Regions from separate parts of the Homo sapiens genome. Here regions 1 and 2 are each linked to region 3. A link is a contact called in ENCODE Hi-C or POLR2A ChIA-PET data. All regions are on one chromosome and are shown on one strand. Each heading gives the region's core, a stretch centred on a gene start or an enhancer-like site at or near the end of the contact. The rest is flanking DNA. Distances are from core to core; before and after follow the strand shown.

The links. A loop is a pair of places that touch in the nucleus more often than their neighbours do. ChIA-PET counts read pairs that join two places held with the same protein, here RNA polymerase II (POLR2A). Pooled maps may share reads with other maps.
Region 1: a loop to region 3 is called in a map of naive thymus-derived CD4-positive, alpha-beta T cell, with 5 times the contacts of the local background. The contact joins the enhancer-like site here to the promoter of TTC39C in region 3. A Hi-C loop is called at or near these places in 1 of 168 maps with a recorded cell type or tissue (naive thymus-derived CD4-positive, alpha-beta T cell) and 8 of 50 pooled maps. POLR2A ChIA-PET finds 5 or more read pairs at or near these places in 1 of 52 experiments (naive thymus-derived CD4-positive, alpha-beta T cell).
Region 2: a map of GM12878 shows a loop between it and region 3 (5-fold over the local background). The contact joins the enhancer-like site here to the promoter of TTC39C in region 3. A Hi-C loop is called at or near these places in 4 of 168 maps with a recorded cell type or tissue (GM12878, OCI-LY7, naive thymus-derived CD4-positive, alpha-beta T cell and 1 more), 12 of 37 single-sample maps with no recorded cell type and 12 of 50 pooled maps.

What each region holds. Positions count from the first base shown.
Region 1 is chr18:23,070,198-23,072,950 of GRCh38, forward strand. No RefSeq gene overlaps it. Among named protein-coding and RNA genes, the nearest start is that of CABLES1, 64 kb to the right of the region's middle. Within about 2 kb of position 1,319, at least 4 of the 41 ENCODE cell types and tissues checked have a DNase peak (open chromatin) inside an H3K27ac peak, as active enhancers do.
Region 2 is chr18:23,230,190-23,233,244 of GRCh38, forward strand. All of the region lies in intron 4 of CABLES1 (Cdk5 and Abl enzyme substrate 1), which reads left to right. Among named protein-coding and RNA genes, the nearest start is that of CABLES1, 96 kb to the left of the region's middle. RefSeq lists enhancers at 1,552-1,711, 1,832-1,881. Within about 2 kb of position 1,787, at least 22 of the 41 ENCODE cell types and tissues checked have a DNase peak (open chromatin) inside an H3K27ac peak, as active enhancers do; they include GM12878, OCI-LY7 and natural killer cell, where a contact is called at or near this core.
Region 3 is chr18:24,013,325-24,016,024 of GRCh38, forward strand. It overlaps TTC39C (tetratricopeptide repeat domain 39C), which reads left to right and starts at 1,430. Exons shown (of 14, transcript NM_001135993.2): 1 at 1,430-1,714. The coding sequence starts at 1,548. TTC39C-AS1 (TTC39C antisense RNA 1) reads right to left here and starts at 2,136. Exons shown (of 6, transcript NR_110796.1): 1 at 1,980-2,136. RefSeq lists silencers at 667-1,586, 1,667-1,846.

The DNA of each region.
Region 1 (2,753 bases), core at 69-2,568, 940 kb before region 3:
GGAGGAACTTGGCCTCTGTCCCCACTAAGGAGACAGAGTAGGGACAGGACTCAGCCCCCACCTCTAACACACTTTTTTCTATACCCTCCTATTACCAGATCTTATATCACCTCCTATCATTGGTGCCATCCCCACTGACTGCAAAACCTTGAAGGAACGAAGATAAACAGCATCCCACAGTCAATCTTACTCACGGGAGTTAACCCTATCGACCGCATGTGCACAAGACCAGACGAATGACCAACCTTTACCCCTTGCCTCATCATAATACTAAAATCCCCACCCGGGAAGGGACTTTGCTGCCATTTTGTGATCCTGCGGTGCGGGTACTAACCTGCTTGCTCACTGCACCTGTGCGCCCTGCGCTCCACTCTGCACATGTCACGACACTCACATAGCTCATGTAGATGCCTGTCAACCTTCCTAGAAACACCAGACATACCCTGGGGAGCCAGCCAGAGAACTCTCCCTCCAGTGCTGTATCCCTTGTGTTCAAATATAAACCTGGAATAAAGTCTTGTCTGGGGAACTTGCTTGGCCTTGTGTCAACTTCTGTTGCATGGGGGCCCAAGAACCTGCGGTCGGTGACACTCCTCCTGTGTTCTTGCCTCCGTTAAATGGTTCCCACAGCTCAGTCTCCCAAGGAGAATCATGCGTATGACCCTTGATGCCTCCCCTCCCTGAGTTTTCACATCCCACCAGTCACGAAATCCTGGTGATGCCACCTCAACCATTGCACTTCAGTTGTCCCTTCCACCACCTACCATAGAGGAGACCCTGGAGTCCACAGATGAATTAGGAAGACAGCCTCCTGACTGCTTTTCCTCCACAAATCTATCCCCACACCACAGCATTCTCAAAACATATGTACTGCCAAAGTGAGCTTCCTTTTTTTTTTTTTTTTTTTTGAGACAGAGTCTTGCTCTTTTGCCCAGGCTGGAGTGCAGTGGCACAATGTTGGCTCACTGCAACCTCTACCTCCCAGGTTCAAGCAGTTCTCCTGCCTCAGCCCCCAACAGCTGGGATTACAGGTGCCCCCCACCGCACCCGGCTAATTTTTGTATTTTTAGTAGAGACAGGGTTTCATCATGTTGGTCAGGCTGGTCTGGAACTCCTGACCTCAGGTGATCCACCGGCCTCGCCCACCCAAAATGCTGGGATTACAGGCATAAGCCACCTCTCCTGGCCCAGAGTGAGCTTCTTACATATCAATTCCACCTCCATCCAGTCTCTCTGGCTCCCTGCCTCTGGGCACATTGCAGGCTCTGAAGCTGCACACAAGACCCCTCCCAGTCAGCCCACATCCTCCCCAGGCACCGTTTGCTACACACACACGTGGTTTCTCACCACTTCCTGGATGTCTTGTAGTCTTTCATGACTCTGGGCCTTTACATATGTGGTTGTCTTTATTTTGCCCTTCCTCTCACCCCTTGAACTCTTCTCTAGGTGGGAAATCACATTGTCTAGTGGGATTTCGCCAGTCCTCTGGCAGACAGAGTCATTACCTCCCCTACCACCATTCCTGGCTTTCTGCATGCACCTGCAAAAATGAGCCTTAACCATTTTTAGACATTTCTCCCCAGTTATGTGTGAATTCCCCAAGAGCAGGGGCCATGCTTTATTTACCTGTGTATTCTTAATAATTGATACAGTGACTAGCAAAAGAAGTGCCTTGAACGTGAATGTCCAAGTCACCTGGGTTTTTTGGCCTAAAGCAGGCATCACTGCTGTAGAGGTTAAAGGAGCAAAAGAGACGGGACAGGAGCACAGAGGGAGGGGCAATGGTGTGTCTTCTTGGCTAGGAAGGAAAAGCAAACATATTGAATACCTACTTTATATACCAGCTGAGGATCAGCTATCTGTCCACTACTTTACATATGAAACATAACCTCATATGAAACCCATCCTGGCCTGACACTGATCATATTCGCGGAAGGGAGAGGGGGTGGTTGGATGGTGGTAGCAGCTGGAAGAGAGGAGACGACAGCGGCTGGGATGAAGGCAGCGTGTGGTGAAATTACCAGCACCCTGGTCGTGCTCTGCTGAAGCAACCGTCACCAAGCCAAAGCCCCGTCTCAGTCTGGGCAGGACACACGAATATGCCCTTCCTGGCCAAAATCTCCTGGAAAGTATGTCATAAGGGAAGCAGCATGGGCTTCAGAGCCATGGAGACTGGGGTTCAAATCCCCCCTCAGCCATTGCTAGCTATGTGACCTCAAGCAAGTTACTTAGCCTTTCTGATCTTCAGACTCCTCTCTTGAAAAGGAAAGAAAAATACTTATTTCACAGGATTCATTCCCGGAGAAGATATTTTTTCAGTCCTCATTTGTGCCACCTTCATCTAGTCAATGGGAATATAGTAGCTTCAAATATAATAGGTACTTTGGGGAGGCCAAGGCAGGCGGATCTCTTGAGGCCAGGAGTTTGAGACCAACTTGGGCAACATGGCAAGACTCTGTCTCTATGGAAATTTTTAAAAATTAAAAATTAGACAGGCATAATGGCACATGCCTGTAGTCCTAGCTACTCAGGAGGCCAAGGCAGGAGGATCATTTGAGTTCAGGAGTTCAATCCTGCAGTGAGCTATGATCAGACCACTGCACTCCATCCTGGGAAACAGGGCGAGATCCTGACTCAAAATATACTATACACAGACACAACACACGCACACACACACACACACATACACACACGTAAAGTAGGTACCTAATAAATATTAGTTTCCTTCCTTTCTGCTATTTATACTCTGGGCA
Region 2 (3,055 bases), core at 537-3,036, 780 kb before region 3:
GTGAAACCCTGTCTCTACTAAAAATACAAAAAATTAGCCGGGCATGGCGGCAGGCGCCTGTAGTCCCAGCTACTCGGGAGGCTGAGGCAGGAGAATGGCATGAACCCAGGAGGCGGAGCTTGCAGTGAGCTGAGATCGCACCACTGCACTCCAGCCTGGGTGACAGAGCAAGACTCCATCTCAAAACAAAAACAAAAAAAACCTATAAGAAACTGACATTGTTAGAAATGAGATCTGTTTTGTTTTCTGTGGACGGCTGACTATGCCCACGCCTGTACGTGTATGCTCTTAATTCCAGGCCAGCAAAATGGTAGCCCTGAAGTTAGTGATAACCTCTCCCTGAATCTGAGGGAGGAAAAGCGTGGAAAAGTTGCCCTCTGCCATCACGAAGCTGTCAGTGTTCTAGAGCTGAGATGATATTTATTACTGTATCAGCGAAGTTTTGAAGTGTGACTAGCTTTGGCGTACAAGAAATACCTCATTTCTTCTTTTTAAATCTACTTAATATGAACTGTAAACCCCCCTTCTACAAGGCTGAGGGGAAATTGAGACTCACTTTTCACTGGGCATTCCTCCCTCCCCATCTCCAGTATTGTGCAAAGAAGGGCCTGGAACCTACTGTAATGCCTAGGATTTGGGGAACACATGCTGGTTGTTGTTCCTTTGGTTGCCCTAGCACTGCCAAAACTGTCACACCCGCCCCGTGACCCCTCCAGGCAAAAAGATCTGCTGCTCTGTGCCAGATGTGAATTACGAATCTTTATCATGGCTGGGAGCCCTGTTCTTGGGGTGCTGATGGTGCAAGGCATGGGTCCCATTTGATCATGGACCCCATGGTCATTTCCCTTCCGACTTAGGAGAATCTTGCACTGCTGCTCCCTCTGCAGTGGCCTGTAATTTAAACATCCCCAGAGGCAATAGGCAGAAAATAGGCCACTCTTGGGAAGAAAACTGGGAGACCAAATCCATGTCACTGAGTATCTATGACTATATTATCTTGCCATAGGAACTTATAAAATAAGGGTAGCAAAAGTCCTGCCAAGGAAGCACTGGGTCTTAGTAGTCACTAGCCACATGTGGCAATTTACATTTAAATTAATTAAAATTAAATAAAAATTCAGTTTCTCAGTCAACTGTTCACATTTCAAGCACTTAGTTGCCACACGTAACCATCGTATGGAACACGGTAGATAAGGACCATCTCCGTCATCACAGGAAGTTCTGTTGCGTGGCACTGGTCTGTAACAAGCCTCACGTGTCTCCAGTAGCAGTTGAGGGTGGCCCCACTATTCTTGCTTATTTTCTTACTCGGCTTAGCCTTAGCAATTTAGAAAGTAGAATGACGTAAGTAGAAAGCCAGGGGGAAGTGGTGACTGCAGTGAGTCACGTTATTTCTCGAGGGACCAGTTCTGTGGGTAGGGTTGGTGGAGCCTTGCCCGTCTTTCTTGTGGTCCCAAGTGTCGCTGAGACGCTTGGACAATCCACTGGAATCCCTGTTTCTAAGAATCCCTGTTTCTTTAAATGGGTTTGGGTTTTATCTCATGGAATAGAATCTTGGACTTTATACGAGCACATGACTATATTTTTTTTTTGTTAGGGCTTCATTTCCTTTGGAGGAAATGCCAAGAAGGGGAGTGTGGAAGAGGCGCGACTGGTTTGGTTCTGTTAACTGTGATGTGTGATGTGCACATTTGGCGGCAGGCAGACAGCTGGCCAGGACAAGGCTGCCCCGGGGAAGCAGTGAGCCTGTGAGCAAATTGAAGACAGATGAAAAGGGGCACAGTGGAAAATCACCCAAGTTTCATGCCATCTGCATGTACCAGTACCGGCGAGACAGCAAAGAGCCACACTAGCTCAGCTCAGTAAATAGTTCGTTACATATCAGACGTTGTATAGACAGGATATGAAAATGGACTGAGACTGCCCCTGCCTGCAGCCAGCTCTCCATCTGAGAACCCTCTCAGTATGGGCTTATTGGAATTCTCCTTATTTCCCTTGGCCTACTCACTCCAAAAAGATATTCCCTACTTCTCTCTTAATTTCAGCCCTAAGTAACATTCTCCATCTGGCAAAATGGAAACAAGGAGAAAATTATTTGGGAGTTGGGAATTTGAAGACCATGCTTGCTGGCTTTGGCTTTGGAAAAGTAGGAAGCCCATGGAACTGAGCTGCTGGTCCTTGAATGAAAAGGAAGACACTGCTGTTTTTGTCCTGCTCTGCATGTGGTCAGTCCCCTCCCTCCCTGCCCACCGCAGGTATTTTTGCTTCATTGCCTTGTTCACGTTTTTGCTTTGTAGGCACTTCCCTATGCCAGTGCCCCTGTGCATTCATCATCTCCATCCTTAATTGCTTTAAGAAGCCTTTTGAGAATCGCCCTGGGGTGCCTGCATAGCAGCTGCAGCAGTAGGGCAGACGGTCTTGTGGGTGTGAACAGAGTTGGTTGTTGGCTTTCTTCTGCATGACTTTGGTGTCGATTCTGAACGGGACTCCAGAGATGTTTTGAGGGTGGCACTACCATGGCCTCCCAGGAAGCCTGCTGTGGAAATGCAGCACTTACTGGGCACAGAAGGTCTTGGGCATTTCTGTTAATTAGACTCCACATTATGGGTAGGATAAGGGAGCCGGCTCATTCATGTAATGCCCAGAGACTAGGATGATGGCTCAACAGAATCAGAGCATCCCTGTTTTTTTTTCTATATTGGAGGATAGCTTTTTTCCCTTCTCTTCTCACCACTCGCTTGGCTCCCTCCTCTCTTCTTACCTGATGACTTTGTCTTTGGCTGGGAGCAATTTGCCCCTGCCTTATATTCGTTCTTGCATAGGTTGTAGGAGATGACCCCTGAATATGGTCCCTCCATCCAGGCCACACAGCAAGTATGCTGTGGGTCTGAGGTGCCTTTGACTAACAGGCACTGGATGTCAGAACATGAAGACCTGGTCATTCCCAAACATGGCTGCAGTTTAGAATCGCCTGGGGAGTGTTTAAAACTCCTGGTGTCCAGGTCACAGCCCATGCCAACTGCCTGGGGGTGGGAGCCAGATAACAGTTTGTCAG
Region 3 (2,700 bases), core at 180-2,679:
CTTAAGGAGTGGCAGTAATTCTTATTACTCTAAAATTTCTATTTATAAAAGTTGAAAATCCTGTATGGATTTAGATATTCTTATAAGGGATGGTACAATTTACAAAATAAGTAAAAGCAACTTACATGACAAAATTATTTTGCATTTTTCTGTAATAACTTATTATATTGGTCCCATGATAATGGATGACATAATGTTTAAAATTCAGGAGTTATTTCTAAACCTGAGGATTGCTTTCATTTAAAAAAAATTCTGTTATAAATGTTTCAGCAAAGTTTCTTCAAGTTGAAATTAATAAACTACACTCTAAAAACGACAGCGACTCAAGGAAGGTTGTCCAATTTGGCATTAGAGCATAATCTTGATTGCAACACTACATTAAGGGATTTTGCTAAATTAGAGAAAAATAAATTTGTGGAAAAAACATAAAGATGATTTATGAATTGCTTGTCTCTAGAATATTAGGCATCCAGATATCACCAGCCCATCATCAGAACAGTGAGACTTCTGTGATAATGGTTAAATTCAGTCACTTTTGATGTTTTGCTGACATTTGGTCATATGAACGCCAAAGCTTTGCAAGAATAATTGGCAGTGTGAGAATAGAACACACTTTGGCAGCTGAATTTATAACTTTTAAATATTTGGGCACATGGCATATAGGCCTCCATTTCTCCTCCTGCCCCACTGCGCAAATGTTGGTGGCGGGCTGGAGTGGGTGGTACCGGGATCCGAGGGGCTCTGCCTTGCAGTCCCGCAGCGCGGGGCTCCGGGGAGCTGCGGGGCAGGTGCCAGAGACCCCGCCCCCGCCGCCCACCTCCTCGGGAATTGGCTGCCCTGGTCCTAGGGGGCGGCCCCAGGGTCGGGATGAAGTCTGGGGTCGCGGGCGCGGGCTGCGTGGGGTTTCAGTTACTCGTGGAGTTTCAGTTACTCGTGGACAAAGCGCCGCGCGCTAGCATAGCGGCCCGGGCGGAGTTCCCCTTCCCTTTCCCTTTCCTTCCACATCCGCACGCTCGTTCTCCCTCCGCGCCTTGCCCTCCTCCCGACTCCTGGGTCCGGCCCCTTCGGGGGAGGGTGGGGCGCTCGGGTCTCCGGGTCTCGCGTGCGTGTGTCCGAGCAGTCCTGGGCGGTGGGCGAAGGCGCGGCTTGGGGACCCGGGAGGGGCCGGGGCGCGGGGGCTGCAGGAAGTGGAGGCGGCCGCCGCTCGGGGACCGGCTTGGCGGGGTGAGAGACACCCGGAAACGGATTCCGCTTCGGGGCCCGCGCGAGTTGGGTGCTTCGGAGGGCGCGAGAGGAGCGGGCGGGTGCTGCTGAGTAATCCCCGCGGCGGCGGCCGGACGCCCACCTCCCACGCCGCGCCGCAGCCGGGCCGCGGCTCCTCCCTCCGCGGTCCTTCCCTCCTCTTCCCTCCCGTCTTCTCCCCTCCCCTCCCCTCCCCTCCCGGCTCCGCTTGGCTCCGGGCAGGTAGAGCCGGGCTCCGGGCGCGCGCGGGGCCGCAGCAGCTGCTCCCGATCTCGCCTCGGCCCAGCGCAGGGCCTCGCACGCCCATGGCCGGCTCGGAGCAGCAGCGGCCGCGGCGGCGGGACGACGGAGACTCGGACGCGGCAGCGGCGGCGGCGGCGCCCCTGCAGGACGCGGAGCTGGCCCTGGCCGGCATCAACATGCTGCTCAACAACGGCTTCAGGGAGTCGGACCAGCTTTTCAAACAATACAGGTGACCCACGCGTCCCCGATTCCCCAACCCTGCAGCGCGCACCTCGTGTCCGGCTCACGCGCCTCGACCTGCGGCCCCCGGGAGCCCCCTCCCCCTCCTGTCGGTCACCGATTCCGGTCCTCAGGTCTCCTCCCTGGCAAGATCAGCCAGAGGGAATGCGCCTCTGCCACATCTCCTCGTCCACCCCCTACCCCCGGCTCCGTTGTCCTTTCCCTCCCGGGACCCGCCGCGCGCCCGCCCCGCGCGCCCGCAGTCCCCCTCTCACTTTCTCCCAGCCTCGCCCTCCCACAGACGTGCCCGGTGCCGGTAGGCTCCTCTCTGCAGGGCAGCTGGCTTTGGGACCGGATGAGATTTGAGGCAGCAGCGAGCCTGGGACCCGGGCTTGTCGTGACTCTGGCTCGCGTGCTGCCCCGGCAGCCTTTGTGACACGGAGCCCTCCGGCTGCCTGCTCCTCGCGCCTCGCATGGCTCTGCAACATTGTGCAATTCCAGACGCTTTTATTGTTTGAAAACAGATACGCACAATTGCTTTGCCGTGCAGGAATTTAAAAATTTCAGCTCAACTCTGCCCACTCATCTCTCTGCCTTGTCTTCTGCAAACTCAGTCCTCAAAATGAGTTCCTGATGTCTTTCAAGCAGGCGTTATTTATTAAGAATTTTTCCAACGTAAATAAAGGAAGGAAGAAAATGGAGGGATTTTTAAAAAGTATGAGAATGGTAGGAAAACACGTGTGTTCAGTTAATTTTTTATTTGTCTTTTAAAAAATAAAGCGAAAGAACTGAAACCTGGTAGTTTTCCTGTGGGAGTGGAAGGAACCTTCATTTCTTTGGGGACCTGGAGTGTTTGTTCTCGGGTTGAGGAAGCAAGTTTGTGATTTGCCGTCTGATTGTTGACGAGCCTTAAGGACGTTGATTAGCAGCTTTCCCCAACACGTTTAAGGACCACATGCTTCACGCTATGGAGACCCTGTAGTTTGGTTGGAATGA